Linked DNA regions of Homo sapiens: region 2 is linked to region 1. Evidence: chromatin loops called from intact Hi-C (ENCODE). Cell type or tissue: IMR-90. All regions are shown on one strand. Links, peaks and the distances in the headings refer to the core of each region. The heading gives the core; the rest is flanking DNA.

Region 1 (12,615 bases), core at 1,889-9,888:
GCTAGGCATAGTGGCTCACTTCTGTAATCCCAGCACTTTGGGAAGCCAAAATGGTAAGATCGCTTGAGCCCAGGAGTTCGAGACCAGCCTGAGCAATATTGTGAGACCTCATCTCTACAAAAATAAACAAAATTAGCCAGGCATGGTTGCGCACCTGTAGTCCCAGCTACTCCAGAAGCTGAGGTGGGAGGATCACTTGAGCCTAAGAGGTCAAGTCTGCAGTGAGCTGAGATCACACCACTGCAGTCAAGCCTGGGCAACAGAGCAAGGTGCTATGTCAAAAAGAAAAAGAAAAAAGATGCCAGGTGCTGTGGCTCATGCCTGTAATCCCAACATTTTGGGAGGTTGAGGTGGGCAGATCACCTGAGGTCAGGAGTTCAAGACCAGCCTGGCCAACATGGTGAAACCCGGTCTCTACTAAAAATACAAAAATTAGCTAGGCATGGTGGCAGGTACCTGTAGTCCCTGCTACTCAGGAGGCTGAGGCAGAAGAATCACTTGAACCTGGGAGGTGGAGGTTGCAGTGAGCCAAGGTCGTGCCACTGCACTCCAGGCTGGGCAACAGAGCGAGACTCCATCTCCAAAAAAGAAAAAAAAAAATGTTATTTCCCCTATGAGCTCCAGGTATATAATGTGAAGGCTTTGTAAATGAGTTCTTTCTCCCTAAGTTCTCTGCCTTGTCAAGGCATCTTACTCAATAGTGCTGTGTATATTTCTTCTCCCAGCCTCCAGAGAAGGAGGGAGGCCTGCCTCGGCAGGTGGGCAACAAGACCGAGTGTGCTCTGCTAGGCTTTGTCACAGATCTGAAGCAGGATTATCAGGCTGTGCGTAATGAAGTGCCCGAGGAGAAGCTCTACAAGGTGTACACCTTTAACTCAGTGCGCAAGTCAATGAGCACCGTCATCAGGAATCCCAACGGTGGCTTCCGTATGTACAGCAAGGGCGCCTCTGAGATCATCTTGCGCAAGTGAGCACCCCCGACCACTCTGCTTCCCTTCAAGATCCTCTCCTCAGGAAGGCATGGGTGCACACCCCACACTGAACCCATGTGAATGAGGGAGCCCTCCAGCCAGGTGGTGACATAATAACTAATATCCAAGCGTCTACTCAGGCCACGCATGTTTTTTAAGTGCTTAAGGTGGCTTGTTGTATTTAATCCTCACAACTCAGTAAGGTGGGTACTATGATTATCCCTGTTTTACAGATGAGAAAACAGAGATATAAGGAAGTTAAGTATCTCACTCAAGGTGATACAGCTAATAGTGGCACAGCCAGGATTCAGACCTGGACGATCCTAAGTTTCCATTTCCTAATCTGAAAACAGAGATAGCCATACTCAGCTCCTAAAAGTACTACCCCCTCACTGTAACTAAATGATTCAATGTATGTAAAATGCCTTATACATAACAAGTACTAGAAACGTTTGTTCTGTGTTCTCTTTTCCTTCTCTTTCCTTCCCATTCCCATTTCTGATTACAGGGAATTTACATAACTTTAAAAGTGACTATTCGGCCAGGCGCAGTGGCTCACGCCTGTAATCCCAGCACTTTGGGAGGCCGAGGCAGGCAGAACACGAGGTCAGGAGTTCGAAACCAGCCCGACCAACATGGTGAAACCCTGTCTCTACTAAAAAAAAATACAAAAATTAGCCAGGCATGGTGGTGCGTGCCTGTAATCCCAGCTACTCAGGAGGCTGAGGCAGGAGAATCGCTTGAACCCAGAAGGCAGAGGTTGCAGTGAGCTGAGATCGCACCACTGCACTCCAGCCTGGGTGACAGAGTGAGACTCCATTACAAAAAAAAAAAAGTGACTATTAATAAATTACCCATAGTTCATCAAAAGTTGGCACTATACCTAAGTAGGGCTGAATTAACCAGTGCTCCAACATGGCTTTAGCCACCTTCTTTTAATCAGCACATTCTTGTATAGGAAACCTCCCCCAAACCACCAGCACCACACAGTGAGCACTATTCTAAATACTCGGATTGAAAAAGTCTCTCTGCCTTCAAGAAGTTCAAAAGAGCAGGTGATTCACAAATGACTTGCATTGCATTCACATATGGGTAAGAACAGATGACATGGGAGAATCCCACTCTCTATATATCTAGACCTTAACTCCATCCACAGCCCACCTACCTTGGAAAGAGGGACTCAGCTGGGTGATGAATGAAGGAAATGTTTGGCCACACTTGGAGCAATGTCTTTAGGAATAATACAGAGTTGCCAAAATACCTGTCAATGATTGTAGAAACGTATTGAGTGGGAAGGGAGACACCGCGTTCTTACTGTGCGCCTCCCCAGGTGTAATCGAATCCTGGACCGGAAAGGGGAAGCAGTGCCATTCAAGAATAAAGACAGAGATGATATGGTACGCACTGTCATCGAGCCCATGGCCTGTGATGGACTCCGGACTATCTGCATAGCTTACCGGGACTTCGATGACACAGAGCCCTCTTGGGACAATGAGAATGAGATCCTCACCGAACTGACCTGTATCGCGGTGGTGGGCATTGAGGACCCTGTGCGCCCAGAGGTGAGAGGGTGGGAAGCCACCCAGGAGTCTCAGGAAGTGGGGTACTAGTTCCCTTTCTAGTTGTGACCCCAGGCAGGTAACCTAACTGCCTCTCACTTAGAGGGATAGAAGTTTCTGTGCTTCCTGCTTCACAGGACTGCTGTGGAGTGCCAGTATGATCGAATGTGGCATTCCTAGGACTAATGCTGTCTGAGTGTTGAGAAGCAAAGGGCTTATTGGGCTCATTATTTGGTACTTAAGTGTTGTCAGGAGGTCAATTTAGCCAGGACACCAACTTTGTCTTTAGCTCCCTCCTTTCAATCAACACATTCTTTTTGAGTACCTGCTGTGTGCTGATAACTATTCTAGACACTAGGGGATTGAAAAGTCTCTGCTTCTAAGAAGTTTAGACAGATGGACTATTAATTCTCAAGGCCCAGAGGCATGAGAGGGTGTCATGCATGTGGGAAATTACAAAGAGCTGATATGGTTGGAACATGGGCCAGGTGGGTGGAGAGTGGCAAAAGCTTCTGCTAGAAAAGAAAGCACTGGCCAAATCGCAAAATGCCATTCATGCCCTGCCGAGAAGTCTCAATTGTAAGTGAAAGAGCAAGTTTTTACACCTCACTCCCAAAGCAAATTTCCCCTTCAACTCATGGTACAATAGGGCAAATTCAAATGTGACTGCCGTGGGTAGGACAGAAGTGAGGTGGCACCCAACAGTATCAAAATGACCAGACCTAGCCCATGCTGCATGGCACCACTTCTAGGGTGCCTTTCTCCTGTCTGCCACAAAGGGACAGACAAACAGGGACAGCTTACCAGGGTCATCACCCTCATCTGCGCCTTTCCCCTTTCTTCACTCTCCATAGGTGCCAGATGCTATTGCCAAATGCAAACAAGCTGGCATTACTGTCAGAATGGTGACAGGTGACAACATCAACACAGCCCGGGCCATTGCCACCAAATGTGGCATTCTGACACCTGGGGATGACTTCCTGTGCTTAGAAGGCAAAGAATTCAACCGGCTCATCCGCAACGAGAAAGGCGAGGTGGGTCCTGGCTAGGGGGAACCAGGACCTCACCTGACAAGGAAAAGGCGGGTTCTAGCATAAGGCATCTGGGTCATGTGCGGGAAGGTGGGTGGTTTCTAAAGTGAAAGCTATTCGTAGTGAAACATCTCCTTGTACCAAACTGCTGATATGGTAACATTGGGAGTTGCCGGCTGGGCGCGGTAGCTTACTCCTGTAATTCCAGCACTTTGGGAGGCCACGGCGGGTGGATCACAAGGTCAAGAGATAGAGACCATCCTGGCCAACATGGTGAAACCCCGTCTCTACCAAAAATACAAAAATTAGCTGGGCATGGTGGCGTGCACCTGTAGTCCCAGCTACTGGGGAGGCTGAGGCAGGAGAATCACTTGAACCTGGGAGGCGGAGGGTGCAGTGAGCCAAGATCATGCCACTGCACTCCAGCCTGGGCAACAGAGCAAGACTCCGTCTCAAAAAAGAAAAAAAAAAGAGGGGGGGAGTTGCTTGTGAATGAAGCTTGCTAGCTTCATTCACAAGCTATCTTTTGAGACAGTGTCACTAACTTTTCTTGTCTTTCTGCTTTTTCAGTTTTTTATACTGACTTCCCCCTAGCCCACCCCTCCTGTGTCCCTGCCCTTTGGCTAACAGTGGCTAAAGGAGAATGTGGTCTGGCGGTGGCACAGATCCAAGCTTTCCTGAGCTACATAGAAATCAAACCTAAGACCTCAGAAGCACCACTTTACCCACCCGAGCCAACAGCCAACCCTGGCCCACCTCCCATTAAAGGTCTGGGAAATGGGGGATTGGCTGCCAGGTAGGGACTTGGGAGGAAAAAGAAAAAAAGCAGGGCCTGAATGGTCATCATCCATGAATCTACCCTTGGAGACTGGTTGGCTGTTTCATCTCTGCTTAATCCAGAATAACACTTTCATGTGGGACTGTGGTGTACCCAATCTCCCAGTGACTCCAAGTGTATGGAGAAGTTAAGATTTTCCTGGATAGCTTTTCTGCATTTGACTGATCCAGGTGTGGTCTGGTGTTGGCAGGTAGAGCAAGAAAAGCTGGACAAGATCTGGCCTAAGCTTCGGGTCCTGGCGCGATCTTCTCCCACTGACAAGCACACCCTGGTGAAAGGTGAGGTTGGCTTCCAAATAGGTGCCTGCAACAGCTGAAGGCAGGCCAGGGCGAGGACAGATAAGAACCACCAGCCAAAGCCACTCTCCTGTCCAAATAGGGAGGTCCTAGGAGAGCTCCCAGGCTAGTGGGGAGAACATACAGTTAGCAAACATCTGAGCCCTTGGTGAGTATGACACACAATAAAGTTGTTGGGTTTTTATTTTTTTTATTTTTTGTTTTTATTTTTGGAGACCGAGTCTTGCTCTGTCACCCAGGCAGGAGTGGAGTGGTGCAATCTCAGCTCACTGCAACCTCCGCCTCGTGAGTTCAAGTGATTCTCCTGCCTCAGCCTCCCGAGTAGCTGGGACTACAGGCGCATGCCACCATGCCTGATTAATTTTTGTATTCTTAGTAGAGACAAGGTTTCACCATGTTGACCAGGCTGGTCTCGAACTCCTGACCCCAGGTGATCCGCCCACCTCGGCCTCCCAAAGTGTTGGGATTAGAGCCGTGAGCCACCGCACCTGGCAATTGCATGGGTTCTTAAAAACATGATCATGTCTTATTTACCAATAGTACTGTGAACTAGGCAGGGCAGGTATTCCCATTTTACAAATGAGGAAGTTTGAGGCTGAGAAGACAAGTAACTTACCCAAATTACCCAGCTGGTACGTGGAAATGGTGCAGTTTGACCCCTAGGTCTCTGCCTTGAAATCCATCCTATGTGTTCTTCATAGCTGTCTTAGGGTACCGGATGAGGACAAACTTAGTTCAGTGCTACTCATGAAACAACTTACTGCCCTTAGGTGGTTCCTGTAGAACTTCTAGGAAAGGGAAAAGGGAAGGAAAGAAGAAAGTAGAAGGAGTGGCGGGTGGTAGGAACTGAAGGGTGGGGGAGACCAGAAAAGCTCACTGTGGTGTGTCTGTTTCTCCCAGGCATAATTGACAGCACTGTTGGGGAACACCGGCAGGTCGTGGCTGTCACTGGTGATGGCACAAATGACGGGCCTGCTCTGAAGAAAGCGGATGTTGGTTTTGCCATGGTAAGCTCAGCACAGTGTCTCTCTGATTGCAAGCTGCCTTCTCCATCAGGAAGCCAGGTCCGGCTTCTGGTTGCCTGCTGCTTGCTACACCTGCATAGCCCATGGGGTGCTTTTTTGTCCAACTCCATCTCTCCTATCTACCGGGCCAATCATGATATATGTAACTGGGGACCCATCAAGTATGAAGAATAGATAAGAGGGAGGGAAGTCATGAAGAATCATATGCAGGAAAGCCAGACCAACATAAACTTGCCTATAAACATGTGAGGTTGTCAACTAGGCAAACTCTAGAAGATTTGTGTTCCCTATGGTAGGCGCTCTGTGTGGCTGGCACCATTGGGTATTCCGCTTTTCACTTCTGAGGCCAAGAGCATCAGAATCACTTGGAAAGTTCATGTGAAATCACATGTTCCAAGGCTCCACAGTTAGACGTCTTAATTCAGTAGGTCTGGGATGAATACCAGAATTTTTTTTTAACAGGCACACCAGTTAATTCTGATGTTCAGAAAGGTTTAGAAGCCCCCCAGATTCTATCCTCACACTCAAGTAGTTTATGATTATAAGCCTCCCATACAGATTGAACTGTTGGTGATTTTTAGCAGTGGAAGGACATTTAAGAAGTCATCTATCTTTAGAGAACTCTTTTTTTTAAGGGTTTTATTCTAGGAAATTTCAAGAATATGCAAAAATAGGGAGAATTGACAGGTACCTGTCACTCAGCTTCAACTATGATCAACACATGGCCAATCTTGTTTCAGTGATTCCCCCCCATTTACATCCCCAGTCTTCAGCTGAATTGTTTTTGAAGCAAATGCAAGGCATCATGTAATTTCATCCTTAAAAATTTCATGGCCGGGTGCAGTGGCTCACACCTGTAATCCCAGCTACTCGGGAGGCTGAGGTAGGAGAATCACTTGAACCCGGGAGGCAGAGGTTGCAGCGAGCCAAGATCACGCCACTGCACTCCAGCCTGGGTGACAAAGCTAGACTCTGTCTCAAAAAACAAAAGAGATTCCCCCTCATTGACTATTTGATTACTCTGAGGCGGGCAGATCGCCTGAGGTCAGGAGTTCGAGACCAGTCTAGCCAGCATGGTGAAACCCCAGCTCTACTAAAAATACAAAAATTAGCTGGGCATGATGGTAGGCGCCTGTAATCCTAGCTACTCCGGAGGCTGAGGCAGGAGAATCACTTGAACCTGGGAGGCAGAGGTTACGATGAGCCGAGTTAGCACCACTGCACCCCAGCCTGGGTGACAGAGCAAGATTCCGTCTCAAAAAAAATTTTCTTTTCATTATATGGGGGGATGGTGTGGGGCAAAAAAAAAAATTTCATTATATGCCTCTAAATAATAATTATATATCAATAATCTATATATCTAAAAGAATCTTAATACCATTATCTCAGAACAAAATCGATGCTTCCTTACTATCATGAAATTTCTAGTTTGTTCACATTTTCCTAACTGACTCAAATGTTTTTATAGTTTATTTGCCCAAATCAGGATTCAGATAAGATCCATAACTTGCAGTTATTTGATACATCTGTTAAGTCTCTTAACCTATCTCTTGGAGTGCGCCTCCTTCCAGCTGTACCAGTAGCTGTACTAGCTGTATAGTAGGTTTCTATACAAACCCATAGAATGCAGATTCACCCACTCAGGCCCCACCCCAGATTTACTGAATTGGAAAGCCGGGAACTGGGGCCCAGAAATCTTAATTAATTATGTTAAATCTGTTAAATGTGTTTTGACAGGCTCTCTCAGTGATTCTATGTACCCTAAACTTTAAGAATCACTGATCTTATAGGATCTCTATGTTGGGAGTCCCCAAAAACACCCCTATATTCATGGGGTTGCTAGGAGGACTCATGGGACTTGGCATATAGTTGTACTCATGACTAAGATTCATAACAGTGATGTAGTAAGAATACAGTTGGATCATAAAAGAAAAAGACAATGGCAGAATCTGGATAAATCTATTTGCAGTCTTTCTTATGCTCTCCCTCCCATGAGGAGTCAAACAGAGTCCATTCTTTCCCCACTAATGAAAACACAGAAATATATGTGTGATGTTCTGCCTAGGGAAGCCCATCATGGACTTAGTACCCAAGGTTTTTCTTGAGGCTGGTCACATAGGCACCTTCTGCCTAGCACATACCAAAATTCCAGACTCCCAAAAGGAAAGCAAATGTTCAATGTAAACCACATTGTTCGGACACAGTCTAGACACAATGAGCCACCTTTATCAGTTAGTTGTTGAGGGCAAGCATTCTGAGAGCCCATTTCCCAGAAGCCAGCCAAGGGCCCACCCTGCAAGCATTCCTTCCTAAGGACAGTCGTCTCAGGCCTGCTGTGTTAACTCTCTTTTGCACAATCCCCCTCCATCTTTTTTCCTAGCAACTTAGTTTTGAAGGAAGTGGGTTGTTTGTCTGCAGAGACTATCCCTCAGTATAGATTTTGTTGATTATTTCACTGTGATTTCCTTTAACGTATTATTTTCTTCCTTATATTTCCTATAAGCAAGTAGTTGGTTCTAGAAGTTATCAGATTCTAGACCCTTTCTTTCATTGAGGGCTGCAAAATGACAATATTGTAATTCTTTATTTATTAACTTAAATACTTACATAAAAAGAGATTCCCGGCCGGGCGTAGTGGCTCGTGCTTGTAATCCCAGCACTTTGGGAGGCTGAGGCAGGCAGATCACGAGGTCAGGAGTTCAAGACCAGCCTGGCCAAAACAGTGAAACCCGTCTCTACTAAAAACACAAAAATTAGCTGGGCATGATGGCGGGCGCCTGTAATCCCAGCTACTTGGGAGGCTGAGGCAGGAGAATCACTTGAACCCGGGAGGCAGAGGTTGCAGTGAGCCAAGATCACGCCTCTGCATTCCAGCCTGGGTGACAAAGCTAGACTCCATCTCAAAAAACAAAAGAGATTCCCCCTCATTGACTATTTGATTACTCTGAGGTTCCAATCCTACCTGAAAGGTAGGTTTTTGGTTTGTTTTTTAATTACTGGTTTTTTTTAAAATGATGAGTTGACTTTTTAGGAACCTCCAAAGGTGACCAATGAGTGGATTTTTTTTTAAGTATCATTACGAATTCATAGATTTAAGTATATTTGATGTGTTTCAATCCACTGCTCTTAGTATGGTTTTGATGCTCAAAGTGATCCACCATTAGGCAGAAGAGGCCTCTTCAACATTGCTGAGTCCTTTAGATACAACCCCAGTTGTTTTTAATAGCTTTCTTGGTTTATTCTTGGTTTTTTCGTTCTTTTTTATCCTGGATAGGAGATAGTCCATTTCTCCAAGGATTCCTGCTTCATTTTAATGTGAAATGGTATTTATTTTATTTATTTATTTATTTATTTATTTATTTATGAGACGGGGCCTTGCTCTGTCACCCAGGCTGGAGTGCAGTGGGGCAGTCTCGGCTCACTGCAACCTCCACTTCCCAGGTTCAAACAATTCTCCTGCCTCAGCCTCCTGAGTTAGCTGGGATTACAGGCAGCTGCCACCAAGCCTGGCTAATTTTTTGTATTTTTAGTAGAGATGGGGTTTCACCATGTTGGCCAGGCTGGTCTCAAACTCCTGACCGCAAGTGATCCACCTACCTCAACCTCCCAAAGTGCTGTGATTACAGGGGTGAGCCACCGCGCCCGGCCTGAAACGGCCTCCCAACACTTTGGGAGGCCAAGGGGGAAGGAGCACTAGAGAACACAATTGGAACTCAAAGGTGTTCCTTGCTACTGAGTAGATCTTTGTTTCTAAGCCTTTTCAGTGGACAAAGCTAAGAAGTATGCTCTTAAGTCTCACTTGCTTTTGTGTTTGTTTTGTGTTTGCTCACAAAGAGAAAATACTTCGTGAATTCATATTTCTGTTTTTCATTTACTTTTAGAATTACATATTTTTTATTCCACTTTTAGAAGAAATAATAATTTTTTAAAGAATTATAGATGTCTAACTTCCTGATTTATAACTTTCTAATTTTATTTTATTTTATTTTATTTTATTTTATTTTATTTAGTTATTTATTTTGAGACACAGTCTCACTCTGTCGCCCAGGCTGGAGTGCAGTGGCATGATCTTGGCTCACTGCAACCTCTGCCTCCCAGGTACAAGCAGTTCTCCTGCTTCAGCGTCCTGAGTAGCTGGGATTACAGGCGTGTGCCACCACACCCTGCTAATTTTTGTATTTTTTAGTAGAGATGGAGTTTCGCCATTTTGGCCAGAGTGGTCTCAAACTCCTACCCTCAAGTGATCTGCCCACCTTGGCCTCCCAAAATGCTGGGATTACAGGCATGAGCCACCACACCCAGCTTCTAATTGTATTTAACTTCCCTGATTTTATGTTTGTATCCCTTAAGCTGAAAATTTTGATTCCTAATTGCATTAACATGATTATTTTTTGTTTTATTCTAAAATATTTCAAGTAGTTACAAAATATCAATAATATTAATAATACAGTTACTCTGCCAAAAACAATTAAATATTTTTCTCATAGTTCCTTTTATCCATAGGTATATGCTACCAGGAATGTGCCATCAAATTATTGTTTTTAAGTCATTTGTAACATTTGTCTGTGTGTGTGCAGTTGTGCTACCAAGTGGCTACCAGATCATTTATATCATGTTACTTTCCGTTTTGGAGATTGCTTTTTAGGCCAGTGTGGTGGCTCACACCCGTAATCAATCGCAACACTTTGGGAGGCCAAGGGAGAAGGAGCACTAGAAGCCAGGATTTCGAGACCAGCCTGGACAATATAGTGAGACTCCCATCTCTAAAAAAAATAAAAAATTAGCCAAGTGTGCTGGCACACACCTGTCGTCCCAGCTACTCAGGAGGCTGAGGTGGGAGGATTGCTTGAGCCCAAGAATTCAAGGCTGCAGTGAGCCAAGATCACACCTCTGCACTCCAGCCTAGATGACAGAGCAAGACCCTGTCTCGAAAAAAAAAAAAAAAAAAAAGCAAGAGAGATAAAATACATGGTTCTAAAGTCAAATGTACAAAACAAGGTATATTCATACAAATCCGGCTTCCACCCTCATTGCCTTTGCCTTGCTGCTTCCCTCTTAATTCAATAGGTAATTTTTTTCTGTCGTTTTTGGTGTATTCTTCTGTTTGCTCCTTTAAAGTATAATCAAATGCAGTCTGGGCACGGTGGCACATGACTATAATCCCAGCACTTTGGGAGGCCAAGGCAGGTGGATCACCTGAGGTCAGGAGTTCAAGACCAGCCTGGCCAACATGATGAAACCCCTATCTCTACTAAAAATACAAAATTAGCCCGTCATGGTGGTGCGTCCCTGTAATCCCAGCCACTCAGGAGGCTGAGGCAGGAGAGGAGACTCGCTTGAACCCAGGAGTCAGAGGTAGCAGTGAGCTGAGATCACACCACTGCTGTCCAGCCTGGGCAACAGAGGGAGACTCTGTCTCAAAAACTATAAATAAATAAATAAATAAATAAATAAATAAATGTAATATATTCATGGCCTGCCCCCTTAGATAAGTGATACCATACCATCAACTCATTTTTCTACCTTTCTTTCTTCACTTACCAACATAACTTAGAGATTATTTCATAATAGTAATTATAAAGCTGGGCGATATAGAGAGACCCCCATGTCTACAAAAAATTTAAAAATTAACCAAGCAGGGTGAGCAAATGCCTGTAGTCCCGTTACTCAGGAGGCCAAGGTGGGAGGATCATTGGAGCCCCAGATGTGGAGCTTGCATTTAGCTGAGATCCTGCCACTGCACTCCAGCCTGGACAAAGCAAGACCTTGTCTCAAATTTTTTTTTAATTTAACTTAAAAGGAAAATTTTGAACAAAGATGAAATTTTGGAACTGTGCTGCCATACTACTACTCCTAGAACAAATGCAGAGTTTCTCAAAGGTGTCGGAATAACATGGGCTTAAGTGAGATACTGGCAGTGGCAACAGAAATGTGAGAATTTGGAGGTAGAATAGACAGGATTTGCTCTCTACCTTTTAATTAGTTTCCAAGGTTGAGGGAGTAGGAGGGGAGGGTGAAAGGGATATCAAAGATGATTGTAATTCCCAGTCTGAGCTCAACAGTAAGGTTGGTGGCATCAGGCCGCAGCCCTCCTTTCTCTAGAGTGACAGTGACACATTTGCTCTTTGTTTTCTTTTGTGTGACTAGTGTGCCCTGTAGTATTTACACTGACTTCGGAAGCTTCCTGGAGGTCAGGAAATGGAGCCTGGGCTTTATCCACTCCCTCACTGTTTTCCCTCCCATCTTACCTCAGGGCATCGCAGGCACAGATGTAGCAAAGGAGGCTTCAGACATCATCCTAACAGATGACAACTTCACCAGCATTGTGAAGGCAGTGATGTGGGGACGAAATGTCTATGACAGCATCTCCAAGTTCCTGCAGTTCCAGCTCACTGTCAATGTGGTGGCCGTGATTGTAGCCTTCACTGGAGCCTGTATCACTCAGGTGAAGGGGGTGTGGGTGGGCTGAGACGGGAGGGATGAGTCAGGGGCTAAGGAACATGGAGTGAAGACTACGGTGTGTTTACTGAAGAGTAAAGACAGCGTTTCCCCATGACATTGGGACAGGAGTTAGCTCTTCTAAGTCTGCTGTCTTCATCTGCTTATGTAGATGGTAACTTACAGGCCTTAGCTTAGCACTTATGTGTCAGCCACTGTAATAAGCATTTATATGCACTATCTGTATTCTTCAAAAATGACCTTGTGAAGTAGGTATTATTATCCCCATTTTATGGGTGAGGAACTTGAGGCTCAAGGAAGTTAAGTAGCTTTCTCACAGTCACTCAGCTAGGAAGTGGCCAGATTCCAAGTCTAGGTGGGTCGTGGGAGCTGGGCCATCGACAGGGCAAAGGTGGGCTGGTTTCAGAGAAAAGCTAAAAGGACTGGTTCTTCTCCC
Region 2 (12,615 bases), core at 1,743-9,742, 92 kb after region 1:
GCCCCTGTTTTTCTGTTTCCTTAAAAACCCTGATGCTTAATTACAACTTGGCAAAAAGAAAACCCGTGAAATTGTTTTATATTTGGAAATTTCTAATTGCCTCCTCATACTGGTCAGCTTTATAATTTCAAATTGTTGAGTGTGATAGTGTTACCCTTTAGAATTGGATCTTATATAAAAGGGAAATATTAGAAAACAATTAGGAAAATATACTTTTAGTCTTTGAAATGCCTGTTTTAACCTTTATAAAATATTATAAAAATAGATTGTGTAGGTACTTTCAAATAATTTATGGGTAAAAACAGACTAAAATGTTTGCAAGAATTGGAAAAGGTTGAATGGGAATTGTAATGAGAGCCCTTTGAACATGCTTGGAAAAACCCAGTAGACATTTCCCAAAGATTGTTTCTGTAATTTTAGGTAATCTTTTTAAAAACATACTTAATGACCCATTATACTGTATTAACTGTGCGGTTGTTTTGGCCACTGAATTCTTAATGAAAACTAAGCAGTCGGTATTTTTATGTGTTAGGAATCATTGGTGAAATGAGTGAATTGATCTCATTTTAAGATCCCTTTCTACTCTGAAAGTATGTTTCTGAGATTGAGTAGGAGGCCAGAAAATGATGACTTTTAGTAAAAGTCTATTAAAAGTTTCAGACTGAATAACTAATGTGAGATCCCAATTTTTCCTTTTTTTCATTTTAGATTTGGGGATATTCCCTGCCCAAAAAATTCCTGGAAAATTGACTAGTATTAAGTGTGAGTAAAAGGTGTCCACTTTTTTTTAAGTTTTGATTTTAGTTTTGTCTTGGATAGTATTTGGCAAGATTTAGCCTAGAAATTATGTAGTATTTATTACATAAGAATCAAAATTGCTTTGTTACTGGGCTGGTTTCAAAGTTTAGAACTCATTTCTATGTATCAAAATCGGGTTTTTTTTGGTTTTGATTTTTTTTTTTTTTAAATTCTTAAATGGTAAATATGCCATTGTGAAATGAAATCTCAACTCCAAAAGTTTACCCTTTTACTAACTGGAGTAAATGTATACTTACAAAGTCTTTAGCTGTAGCCATTAGTAGTAAAGAATTTGGACCTAGGCTGCGTAAGCAAGCCTTTCCAGGGCCACTATTTAATGGCAAACCAGTGATACTGGTGTTGATACAAAATAAGAAATAAATTTTCCCTTAGATAAAGCTTTCTGTGTTTTGACAGTGCCAGTTTAGAATGGCTATAATGCTGCTCTGCCTTCTACAGCTTGCTGCACCACTCTGTAGTTACTCTATTACCATACGTTTCTATCTTTTTTGGTTAAACACTCCCTGATGACGATGATGGATATATATACATACATCCATATTATACATAATGATATATGTGTAAGGATTTACCTTCGTCTTTATTTTGTGGGCTGGGCAAAATTTAGTGTAACAATAACTTCATGATACTTTGGTATAAGAGTAAGTTCTTTATTTTTATAATGAACCCAAATCTAAAGTCTTTTATAGTGCATTTTAAAAGGGGAAACTTATCCAAATGTTATATTTCTATACATTTTTGTGTATATGTGTGTGTGTATAAGCCAGTTAGTATATATCTGTATGTATATTATATACATAAAACACTATATTTTTACATACAAGTATGCTTTTATTATACAGATAATAAAGATGGGGGAAGGTTTCTGTTTTTTTCTTAATAGGTGAAGAAATCTTGAAGACCAGAAATTGGATCTTACTGAAAAACTGATGTTTTTTTGTTTTTTTTTTAAATTATATTGTTCAGCTATGGAAGATGGAGTTTTTTTTCATGATCCTTTAACTCTCAAGTTCATCTTTAAATGAACTCTTTTTTTTTGTTTTTTTTTTGTTTTGTTTTGTTTTGTTTTTGAGGAGATAACTAACCCTAGCTGTCTCCAGTCTGACAAAGGTTATTTGAATGGACTTAATCTCCCAGTAGTTGGGAGATGTTTTAAAAACACATGCTGTGTTTGAATTGTGGCTGAGAGGTTTTCTTGGCAATGTGAGGAGGAAATTTTTTTCTGCCTCATTATTATTAATTCATGGATTGAGTGTTGGTTCGACCTACAGGCGTAATAGATTGGAACTCAGTGAAGACACAGATGTTCCTGTTCAGAGCAACCAGCTAATGTAAGTGGGGAAGCAGGCATTTTTCGCATGAAAGGAGTGAACATTCTTGTCATTTAAGGCATAATTTTCATGGATCAGTAAGAAATTAAAAGGCCATTGTTCAGACATTTTTGCTTGTACATAATTGTTTACAAATTTTTAGTTTTGGGATGGAAACATATTTTTTTCTTTCTTTTCTTTTTTTCTTTTTTGGAGACGGAGTTTTACTCTTGTCCCCTAGGCTGGAGTGCAATGGTGCCATCTTGGCTCACTGCAACCTCCTCCTCCCAGGTTCAAGCAGTTCTCCTGCCTCAGCCTCCTGGGTAGCTGGGATTACAGATGTGCACCACTACACCGGATAATTTTTGTATTATTAGTGGAGATGAAGTTTCACCATCTTGGCCAGGCTGGTCTGGAATTCCTGACCTCAGGTGATCCACCAGCCTCAGCCTCCCAAAGTGCTGGGATTACAGGCATGAGCCACCGCCTCTGGCCCATAGTTTTTCTTTCTTTGTTTTGATAATATATGTACATTGTAAAAAAGGTAAAAACAGCATAGCCAAAGTGAAATCTTCCTGTAATTCCATCTCCTTGGAGAAAAGCACTGGGTTATTTTGTTTCGTTTTGAAACAGGGTCTTGTGCTCTGTCACTGAGGCTGGAGTGCAGTGGCATGATCATAGCTCACTGCAACGTCAAACCCCTGGGCTTAAGAGATCCTATTGCCGAAGCCTCCTGAGTAGCTGGAACTACAGGTGTGCCCCACTGTACCTGGCTACTTTTTAAAACCTTTTGTAGAGATGGAGTTGCTCTGTGTTGCCCAGGCTGTTCTCAAACTCCTGGGTTCAAGCAGTCTTCCTGCCTTGGCCAACCAGTGTTGGGATTACAGGTGTGAGCCACCATGCCTGGCCTCCCATTCCTTTTTAAATAATGATTCTAGATGATTTTATAATCAAGTTCCAGTAATAAACTCTAATTGGGATTTTGACTTGAATTACATTCGATGTGTGCATTATTTTTTGGGGAGAAGTAATTTCTTTAATCCTCTATTTATTCATTATCCAGGTCTTCTGTGCCTTAGTAGTTTCATAGTGTTTTGGTTTTGTTTTTAATTTAATGTGGGTCTTGCATACTTCTTCATTTTCTTCCTGTATATGTGTTTTTTTTTTTTTTTTTGAGACAGAGTCTCGCTCTGTCGCCCAGGCTGGAGTGCAGTGGCGTGATCTCGATTCACTGCAAACTCCGCCTCCCGGGTTCACGCCATTCTCCTGCCTCAGCCTCCCGAGTAGCTGGGACTACAGGCACCCGCCACCTCGCCTGGCTAACTTTTTTGTATTTTTAGTAGAGACGGGGTTTCACCGTGTTAGACAGGATGGTCTCCATCTCCTGACCTCGTGATCCGCCCGCCTCGGCCTCCCAAAGTGCTAGGATTACAAGCATGAGCCACCACGCCCGGCCCTTCCTGTATATCTTTTTATTGTGAATGGTCTCTTCCTGTATATCTTTTTACTGTGAGTGGTACTCTGCCATCATCTGAATGATTATTGCTGGTATGAAGGAAATTTACTGCTTCTTGTAGATCTTACATTTTTATTATTTTCAATTTGTTTTAGTTGATAGATTTTCTAGTTTGCAAGCATGTAATCTGCAGGTTCTGGATTTTTTTCTTTTTTGCCTCATCTTTTTTTTTTTTTTTGATATGGAGTATTGCTCTCGTTGCCTAGGCTGGAGTGCAATGGTGCTGTCTTGGCTCATTGCAACCTCTGCCTTCCAGGTTCAAGTGATTCTTCTGTCTCAGCCTCCCAAGTAGCTGAGATTACAGGCGCATGCCACCATGCCCGGCTGATTTTTGTATTTTTAGTAGAGATGGGGTTTCATCATATTGGCCAGGCTGGTCTCAAACTCCTGACCTCAGGTGATCTGCCCAACTCGGCCTCCTAAAGTGCTGGGATTACAGGCGTGAGCTATTGTGCCCGGCCTGTCTCGTCTTTTTAATATATGTTTGTAATTTATGCCTTTTTTTCCTTTTGAAAAAATTGAGTAAATAAATGTCCTATTCATCAAATATCAAGAAATATTCATTATTGATTTCAAGATGTAGTATTAAGGAAACCACAGAATCAAAATACCCACTTCTGATACAGTAGTGATTTTTTTTTTTTTTTTTGAGACAGAGTCTTGCTCTGTCGCCCAGGCTGTGGGGTGATCTTGGCTCACTGGACCTCCGCCTCCTGGGTTCAAGCAATTCTCCTGCTTCAGTCTCCCGAGAGTAGGACTACAGGCGCCCGCCACCACACCCGGCTAATTTTTTGTATTTTTAGTAGAGATGGGGTTTCACCATGTTGGCCAGGCTGGTCTCGAACTTCTGACCTTGTGATCTGCCTGCCTCAGCCTTTCAAAGTGCTGGGATTACAGGTGTGAGCCACCGCGCCCTGCCAGAATCAAGTTTTAGTACAAAGAAAGCATTTCCCAAGCAATGAGTCTCAAAGGAAAAAAATAGAAGAGCAATGTAATTAAACTTTCCTTCAAAGAAAGGACAGAAACGTATCTGTTACGGTAAATTTGGAAAGATCAGTATTTCATAGTCCCATAATATGTTTTACATGATGTACTTAAATGCAAATGTATGAAGCAGGGATCTGTGGCAATCCAAATTCATCCACCAGAACTCCATCCTTGTTTTTGTGACAGTGGGAACACCTTCTGGAATTGCAGGTGCAGATGCTGGCTCATCTAAATAGAACTCTTGGTCAGCCACAAGCTCATCACCCAGTGTATCCAACTCTGCTTCTAGGTTGTCTTCATCTAATTCTGGGCCGCCATAACTGCGACTCAGTGCTTCTTGGATTTCATTTGCATCTTCCATCATGTCCACTAGCTGGTCTTGTAAATTCTCAATCTGGTCAGTTTTCACTTGCTTGTCTACCTTCATTTCCTTTGCTCCCAGTTTCATAGCATCAACCGTGGTCTTGGTATCCTTCAATGACTGGATGGTGTAATTAACTTGTTTCATGTTGAATGACTCTTGGGTGCGATTGTCCTGCTGCTGCTCATACATCCGCTTTTGTTTTAAAACTCGCAAGGCTTTCTGCGTAATCATATTCTTTGTAGGACCCCCTCTCATCTTGATCTGGTCCTTATACTTCACTAGCTCAGCATCCAATCTAGAAATCTTGTCAGTGGATTCTGCCCTGCTGTCCACCATGCCAATGCAGTCATTCAGGCTGGGCAGCGGAGCCTTAATTTCACTTTCCTGAAGAATCAGTTTATCTTGAGTGGCTGTAAAGGAACCCATACACCTTTTTTTCTTTTTCCTTTTTTTTTTTGAGACGGAGTCTCGCTCTGTCACTAGGCTGGAGTTCAAGTGGCATAATCTTGGCTCACTGCAGCCTCTGCCTTCCGGGTTCAAGCGATTCTCCTGCCTCAGCCTGCTGAGTAGCTGGGATTATAGGCATCTGCCATCATGCCCGGCTAATTTTTGTATTTTTTAATAGAGATTAGGTTTCACCATGTTGGCCAGGCTGGTCTTGAGCTCCTGGACTCAAGTGATCAGCCCACCTAGGCCTCCCAAAGTGCTGGGATTATAGGCATGAGCCACCGTGCCCGGCCTAACACCTTTTTTTCTTAATGCATATACTAGAACATCTGGAACAGTGTTGAAAGATGGTGAAGACTGTTGAATGGGTGTCCTTTTTTCGCTTATCTTGAGTTAGTTTACCTCTAGTGTTTTACCATATTGCATATGCTGATGATTTCTGGTGATTATGTGCATTTATGCTAGGAAGTACCTTACAATTTACCAAGTTTTTGTTGAGTGGATATTGCACCTCAGGTTCCTTTTTTTTTTTTTTTTTGCTATTTTACTTGATAAAGACTACTTCAAGTACTTTTCTTCACTTTTTAACCATTTTTTCTTTTTTGAAGTCTTTCAAAAATTACTACAGGATTTTTTTTGTTTTTTACCCCTTTTACTCTAGTAAATATAATGAGTTTCCTAATGTTAACCCATTCCTAGTCCCAGAATAAACCTTTTTGATTATGTAGTGTTATTTATTTTATTTCAATTTTTATTTAGAGATGGGGTCTCATTGTGTTGCCCAGGCTGGTCTCAAACTCCTAGCCTCAAGTCAGTAATCCTCCCAAAGCTCCGGGATTACAGGCATGAGCTACCATTCCTGACCATGTTACTATTTTAATATACAGCTGGTTCAATTTGCTAATGCTTTATTTAGGATTTTTTATCTGTGTCATAAATCAGATGTCCAAAGCAGCTGTTTTAAACATTTTTAAAATTTTTATTTATTTATTTAGAGACAGTGTCTTGCTCTTTTGCCCAGGTTGGAATACAGTGATGTGATCATAGCTCAGTGCAACCTCAAACTCCTGGGCTCAAGGCTTCCTCCAGCGTCAGCCCCCTGAGTAGCTGGGATTACAAATGTGACTCACTATGCCTGGCTATTGGTAAAAATATTATGACTGTTTTTTGGGTTTGTAATATATGTGACACAAAGTTTTGTTTTGTCTTACTGTTTTTTTTTTGTTGGTTTTTTAGAGATAGAGTCTCGCTCTGCCTCCCAGGCTGGAGTGCAGTGATGTGATCATAGCTCACTGCAGTCTCAAACTCCTGGGCTCAAGTGATCCTTCCAGCTCAGCCTCCCAAGTAGCTAGGACCACAGATGTATGGACCATGCCCAGCTAAATTTTTTTTTCTTTTGGGAGAGAGACATGGTCTCACTATGTTGCCCAGGCTTATTTATTTATTTTTTGAGAGAGGGTCTTGCTCTGTTGCGCAGACCAGAGTGCAGTGGGGCAGTCACGGCTCACTGCAGCCTCGACCTCTTGGGCTCAAGCAATCCTTCTGCCTCAGCGTCCCAAGTAGCTGGGAGTAAAGACATGTGCCACCATACCTGGCTAATTTTTTAATTTAGTGTAGAAACTAGGTCTCATTATGTTGCCCAGGCTGGTCTTGAACTCCTGGGTTCAAGCAGTCCTCCTGTCTCGGCCTCTCAAAGTGCTGGCATTACGGATGTGAGCCACCATGCCTGGCCTGTTTTGTTTTTTTTCTACTTTTATTGAGTACTTTTTTGTAAGTTCTTTTTCTTAAGTTAGAATATTTTCTTGAGTATTTTTCAAAAGTATAAGTACATAGGTGATATACTTTTTGAGAATTTTTGTATCTAAAAACTTCTAAGTTCTGAGCTATTTGTGAAATGTAGTTTGAAATTCTAAACTTAAAGGTCATAATCTCCTTTACATTCTGGATGAATAGCATTTTGTCTTTTGGCATTTAGAGATTCAGATGAGAAGTCTAATAATGTCAAGTCTGATTTTCTTTCCTTTGTTGTCAATCTGATTTTTCCTGAAAGTTTGTATGATTTTGTCTTTACCATTGGAATTCAAAAATTTTACCATGTCTGTGTATAGCAGAGATGTCTTTAAAGAAAAGTTCTGCCTGGCATTTGATGATCCCCTTTAATGTAAAGACTCAAGTCCATCAAATTTAAGGAAATGTTCTTATATTGTTTCTTTCATAATCTCTACAAATTCCATTCCTTTTTAGGATTTCTATTTATAGAAATTGAGTTTTCTGGAATTATTTTCATTTCATATACAATTTCCCTCTTAGTGACATATGTTGGCATTTTTGGTTTGGATTCGTGGAGATGTCGTGTCAGTAATCTCTTGTAATTCAGTTATTATGTTTTTCATCAGTGTTTATTCTGTTCTTTCCTCTACTGAAATCTATTTTTGAAGGTAGGGGCTGGAAATTAGAGTCTTCATCTTCGTCGTCGTCATCGCCATCTTCTTCTTTTTTTTCTTCATTATTATCATTATTTTATATATTTATTTTCTTGAGAAGGCGTTTTTCTGTTGTTGCCCAGGATGGAGTGCAATGGCACAATCTTGGCTCACTGCAACCTCCACCTCCCGGGTTCAGGTGATTCTCCTGCCTCAGCCTCCCAAGTAGCTGGGATTACAGGCATTCGCCACCACGCCCAGCTAATTTTGTATTTTTAGTAGAGACAGGATTTCACCATGTTGGTCAAGCTGGTCTCGAACTCCTGACCTCAGGTGATCCACCTGTCTCGGCCTCCCAAAGTGCTAGGATTACAGGCATGAGCCACCACACCCAGCCTGAGTTTTCTTATTATTTTTGAAGCTTTGTTTTCTTCTCACTGTTTTTTTTTTTTTTTTTTTTTGAGATGGAGTCTTGCTTTGTCTCCCAGGCTGGAGTGCAGTGGCATGATCTTGGCTCACTGCAACCTCCGCCTCCAGGGTTCAAGCGATTCTTCTGCCTCAGCCTCCCGAGTAACTGGGACAACAGGCGCACACTACCGTGCCCGGCTAATTTTTTATATTTTTAGTAGAGGCGGTGTTTCACCATATTGGCCAGGCTGGTCTCAAACTCCTGACCTCGTGATCCGCCCATCTCCGAAATCCCAGGTTGCTGGGATTACAGGCCTGAGCCACCGCACCCAGCCCCACTCTTTTTTCATAGTGGTATGTTCATTTGTAGCAATGCTATATCCTTTAAAACTTGCTGAGAGCATGAAGATTTTAAAATAATATGTCCTTTTTCCTACATTAACTTCTAGAGAGTGGGTTGAGAAAGGTCCCATTATTTTTCTTGGCTTCATATTTTCAAACGGTTATTTTCTGTTGAAAAGTAACCAGGTTAACCGGGTGCGGTGGCTCACGGCTGTAATCCTAGCACTTTGTGAGGCTGAGATGGGCAGATCACTTGAGGTCAGGAGTTCGAGACCAATCTGGCCAACATGGTGAAACCCCGTCTCTACTAAAAATACAAAAATTAGCCAGGCATGGTGGCAGGCGCCTGTAATTCCAGCTACTCGGGAGGGTGAGGCAGGAGAATTGCTTGAACCCAGGAGGTGGAGGTTGCAGTAAGTCAAGATCACGCAACTGCACTCCAGGTTTGGGCAACAGAGCGAGACTCTCTCAAAAATAACAAAACTAAACAAAAAAAAGTAACTGGGTTTTTCTTGGCAACCTAGATACTTTTTTTTTCCTTTTAAACTTAAGAAATTTATGGATGTGCATCTTTGTTTTGTGTTTTTGCATGGGATAGTATTGATTATAAAGTCATTGGAGCATCATTTAAAAGCTGGAGTGGTGTTTTTTTTGTTTTTGTTTTTTGTTTTTTTTTTAAGAGATGAGGTCTGTCTGTTGCCCAGGCTGTTCTTGAACTCCTGGTCTCAAGTGATCCTCTTGCCTTGGTCTCTCAAAGTGTTAGGATTATAGGCATGAGCCACTGCACCTGGCCTTGCCGTTTTCTTGAATGGCAATTATATTTGTTTTTATCCTAGTGAAAGTTACAGAAGCTTAGTGTATAAAGATGATATATAAAGAAACTTTTCTTTTTTTCTTTATCTCTTATTTCCTTTTTCTTGTTTTACATTGTAGCTGTTAGGTTTTTTTTTTTTTTGAGACAGAGTCTCACTCTGTCGCCCAGGCTAGAGTGCAGTGGCGCGATCTCAGCTCACTGCAACCTGCACCTCTGGGGTTCACACCATTCTCCTGCCTCAGCCTCCAGAGTAGCTGGGACCACAGGCGCCCACCACCACGCCCAGCTAATTTTTTGTATTTTTAGTAGAGATGGGGTTTCACAGTGTCAGCCAGGATGGTCTCGATCTCCTGACCTCGTGATCCACCCGCCTCGGACTCCCAAAATGCTGGGAATACAGGCGTGAGCCACCGCGCCCGGCCAGCTCTTAGATCTGACGAAGGAGTTTTTTCTGTTGAAACATTAGTAAGGGAGTGTTATCTACTCAGGATTCCATTTCTCCACACTCTGCCCAACTTTGAGGGCTCTTTGCAGAAAATGATTTGAAAATTAGTTGTGGGCCAGACGCTCACGCCTGTAATCCCAGCACTTTGAGAGGTTGAGGCGGGCAGATGACCTGAGGTCAGGAGTTTCACACCAGCCTGGCCACTATGGTGAAACTCCATCTCTACTAAAAATACAAAAAAAAAAAAAAATTAGCAGGGTATGGTGGTAGGCGCCTGTAATCCCAGTTACTTGGGAGGCTGAGGCAAGAGAATCGCTTGAAACCAGAAGGTGGAGGTTGCAATGAGCCGAGATTGCGCCACTGCACTCCAGCAGCCTGGGTAGAAGAGTGAAACTCTGTCACAAAAAAAAAAAAAAAAAAGCCAAGTGTGGTGGTGGGCACCTGTAATTCCAGCTACTTGGGAGGCTGAGGCAGGCGACTCACTTGAACCCAGGAGGTGGAGGTTGCAGTCAGCTGAGGTCGTGCCATTGCACTTCAGCCTGGGCAACAAGAGCAAAACTCGAAACTCCGTCTCCAGATAAATAAATAAATAAAATTAGTTGCCAAAAAATTGTAAATTCTGCTGTGTCTTTGCATTTCATAGCTACCATTTCATTGTTTCAATTACTTTGTTGCTGGTCTTTCTAAAACCGGTAACAGTTTCAAATATGTTCTTTGGAATATTGATTTTGTGAGTGAGATTGACCTCTAAGCCTTTTATTCCCCTTAAAAACTTTTTTTTTCTGGAGGCAGAATCTTGCTCTGTTGCCTAGTCTGGAGTGCAGTGGCAAGATTGTGGCTCACTGCAACCTCTGCCCCCTGGATTCAAGCGATTCTTGTACATTAGCCTCCCGAGTAGCTGAGACTACAGTTGTGGGCTACCACGCCTGGCTAATTTTTTGTATTTTCAGTAGAGATGGGATTTTGCCATGTTGGCCAGGCTGGTCTTGAACTCTTGACCTCAAATGACTTTTTTTATTATTAAACTTTTTCCTTTGTTGCATATATGTCTGAAAAGTATTCAGATAGCTTTGTCTTTTTCTTTTTTTTTTTTTTTAGACAGGTCTCACTGTCACCCAGGCTGGAGTGCAGTAGTGTGATCTTGGTTCACTGCAACCTCCACCTCCTGTGTTCAAGTGATTCTCACACCTCAGCCTCCTGAGTAGCTGGGACTATAGATGTGTGCCACCATGCTTGGCTAATTTTTATATTTTTTGATAGAGACGAGGTTTCACCATGTTGGCCAGGCTGGTCTTGAACTACTGACCTCAAGTGATCCACCCACCTCGGCCTCCCAAAGTGCTGGGATTACATGTATGAGTCACCACACTGGGCCTTAACTTTCATTTTAAATTCAGGGGTACATGTGCAGGATGTGCAGGTTTGTTACACAGGTAAATGTGTGTCGTGGGGGTTTGTTGTACAGATTATTTCATCACCCAGGTATTAAGCCTAGTATCTATTAGTTGTTTTTCCTGATCCTCTCCCTCCTCCCACCTTCTACCTTCTGATAGGCTCCAGTGTTTGTTGTTCCCCTCTATGTGTCCAAGTGTTCTCAGCATTTAGCTCCCACTTATAAGTGAGAACATGCTGTATTTGGTTTCCTGTTTCTGCATTAGTTTGCTAAGGATAATAGCCTCTGGCTCCATTCATGTCCCTGCAAAGGACATGATTTTGTTCCTTTTTATTGGATGCATACTATTCCATGTTTTGTGTTTTTTTCAGACTTCTGTCTTGTTGCTTCCCATCCTCACCAGCATTTAGTGCTTTCAGTATTTTGGATTTTAGCCATTCTAAATTTTTTTTTTTTTTTTTTTTTGAGACGGAGTCTCACTCTGTTGCCCAGGCTGGAGTATAGTGGCATGATCTCGGCTCACTGCAGCCTCTGCCTCCTAGGTTCAAACGATTCTCCTGTTTTTGCCTCCTGAGTAGCTGGGATTACAGGTGTGTGCTACCACGGCCAGCTAATTTTTGTATTTTTAGTAGAGATGGGGTCTCACCATGTTTGCCAAGCTCGTCTTGAACTCCTGACCTCAGATGACCCACCTGCCTCGGCCTCCCAAAGTGCTGGGATTACAAGTGTGAGCCACTGTGCCCAAATGGATTTTAGCCATTAGAAAAGGAATTTGCAATCCCTAATGATGCATGATGTTGGGCAAGATTTCAAATGCTTATTTTCCATCTGTATACCTTCTTTGGTGAGGTACCTGTTCAGATCTTTTGCCTTTTTGAATTGGGGAGTTGTTTTCTTATTTTTGAGTTTCAAGAGTTATATATTTTGTATATCAGACCTTATCAGTTATGTTTTGCAAATATTTTCTCCCAGCCTGTGGCTTTTTCATTCTTTCTTAAGCTTCTTAACAGAGCTTTCACAGAGCAGACCTTTTTAATTTTAATGAACTCCAATTTAATGTTTTTTTGTTTTTTGTTTTTTGTTTTTTTTTGGATGGAGTTTTGCTCTTGTTGCCTAGGCTGGAGTGCAGTGGTGTGATCTCAGCTCACTGCAACCTCCGCCTCCCAGGTTCAAGCAATTCTCTTGCCTCAGCCTCCTCAGTAGCTGGGATCACAGGCATTCACCACCATGCCTGGCTAAATTTTAATGGTTTTTATTGAAAACCAATTTATTGGTTTTCTTTTGTATTTAAGTTGTTATCCATGTTATTTTTTGTGAAAAGTATAAAGTCTGTGTCTAAAATTATTT

Evidence for each region. Peaks named below come from ENCODE experiments on the same cell type or tissue, not always from the same donor. Only the 100,000 strongest peaks of a DNase experiment are listed, where the experiment ranks them.
Region 2: it touches region 1 in a loop (2.4-fold over the local background); 3 of 110 quality-filtered maps call a loop at or near these places.

What each region holds. Positions count from the first base shown.
Region 1 is chr1:203,708,576-203,721,190 of GRCh38, forward strand. ATP2B4 (ATPase plasma membrane Ca2+ transporting 4) reads left to right here. Exons shown (of 21, transcript NM_001684.5): 11 at 726-967; 12 at 2,302-2,533; 13 at 3,385-3,564; 14 at 4,590-4,677; 15 at 5,596-5,702; 16 at 11,974-12,165. Among named protein-coding and RNA genes, the nearest start is that of SNORA77, 15 kb to the right of the region's middle. In IMR-90, for the core only: no CTCF peak of the experiment used is centred there; no DNase peak of the experiment used is centred there.
Region 2 is chr1:203,800,867-203,813,481 of GRCh38, forward strand. ZBED6 (zinc finger BED-type containing 6) reads left to right here. Exons shown (of 17, transcript NM_001395895.1): 1 at 1-2,150. ZC3H11A (zinc finger CCCH-type containing 11A) reads left to right here. Exons shown (of 18, transcript NM_001376342.1): 2 at 709-2,150. It overlaps LOC128031836, which reads left to right and starts at 1,228. Exons shown (of 1, transcript NM_001414738.1): 1 at 1,228-1,326. The coding sequence starts at 1,228. The coding sequence ends at 1,326. It also overlaps the pseudogene LOC100420338. RefSeq lists an enhancer at 2,359-2,860. In IMR-90, for the core only: a CTCF peak has its summit at 6,566; a DNase peak (open chromatin) is centred at 6,535; H3K27ac peaks cover 503 bases.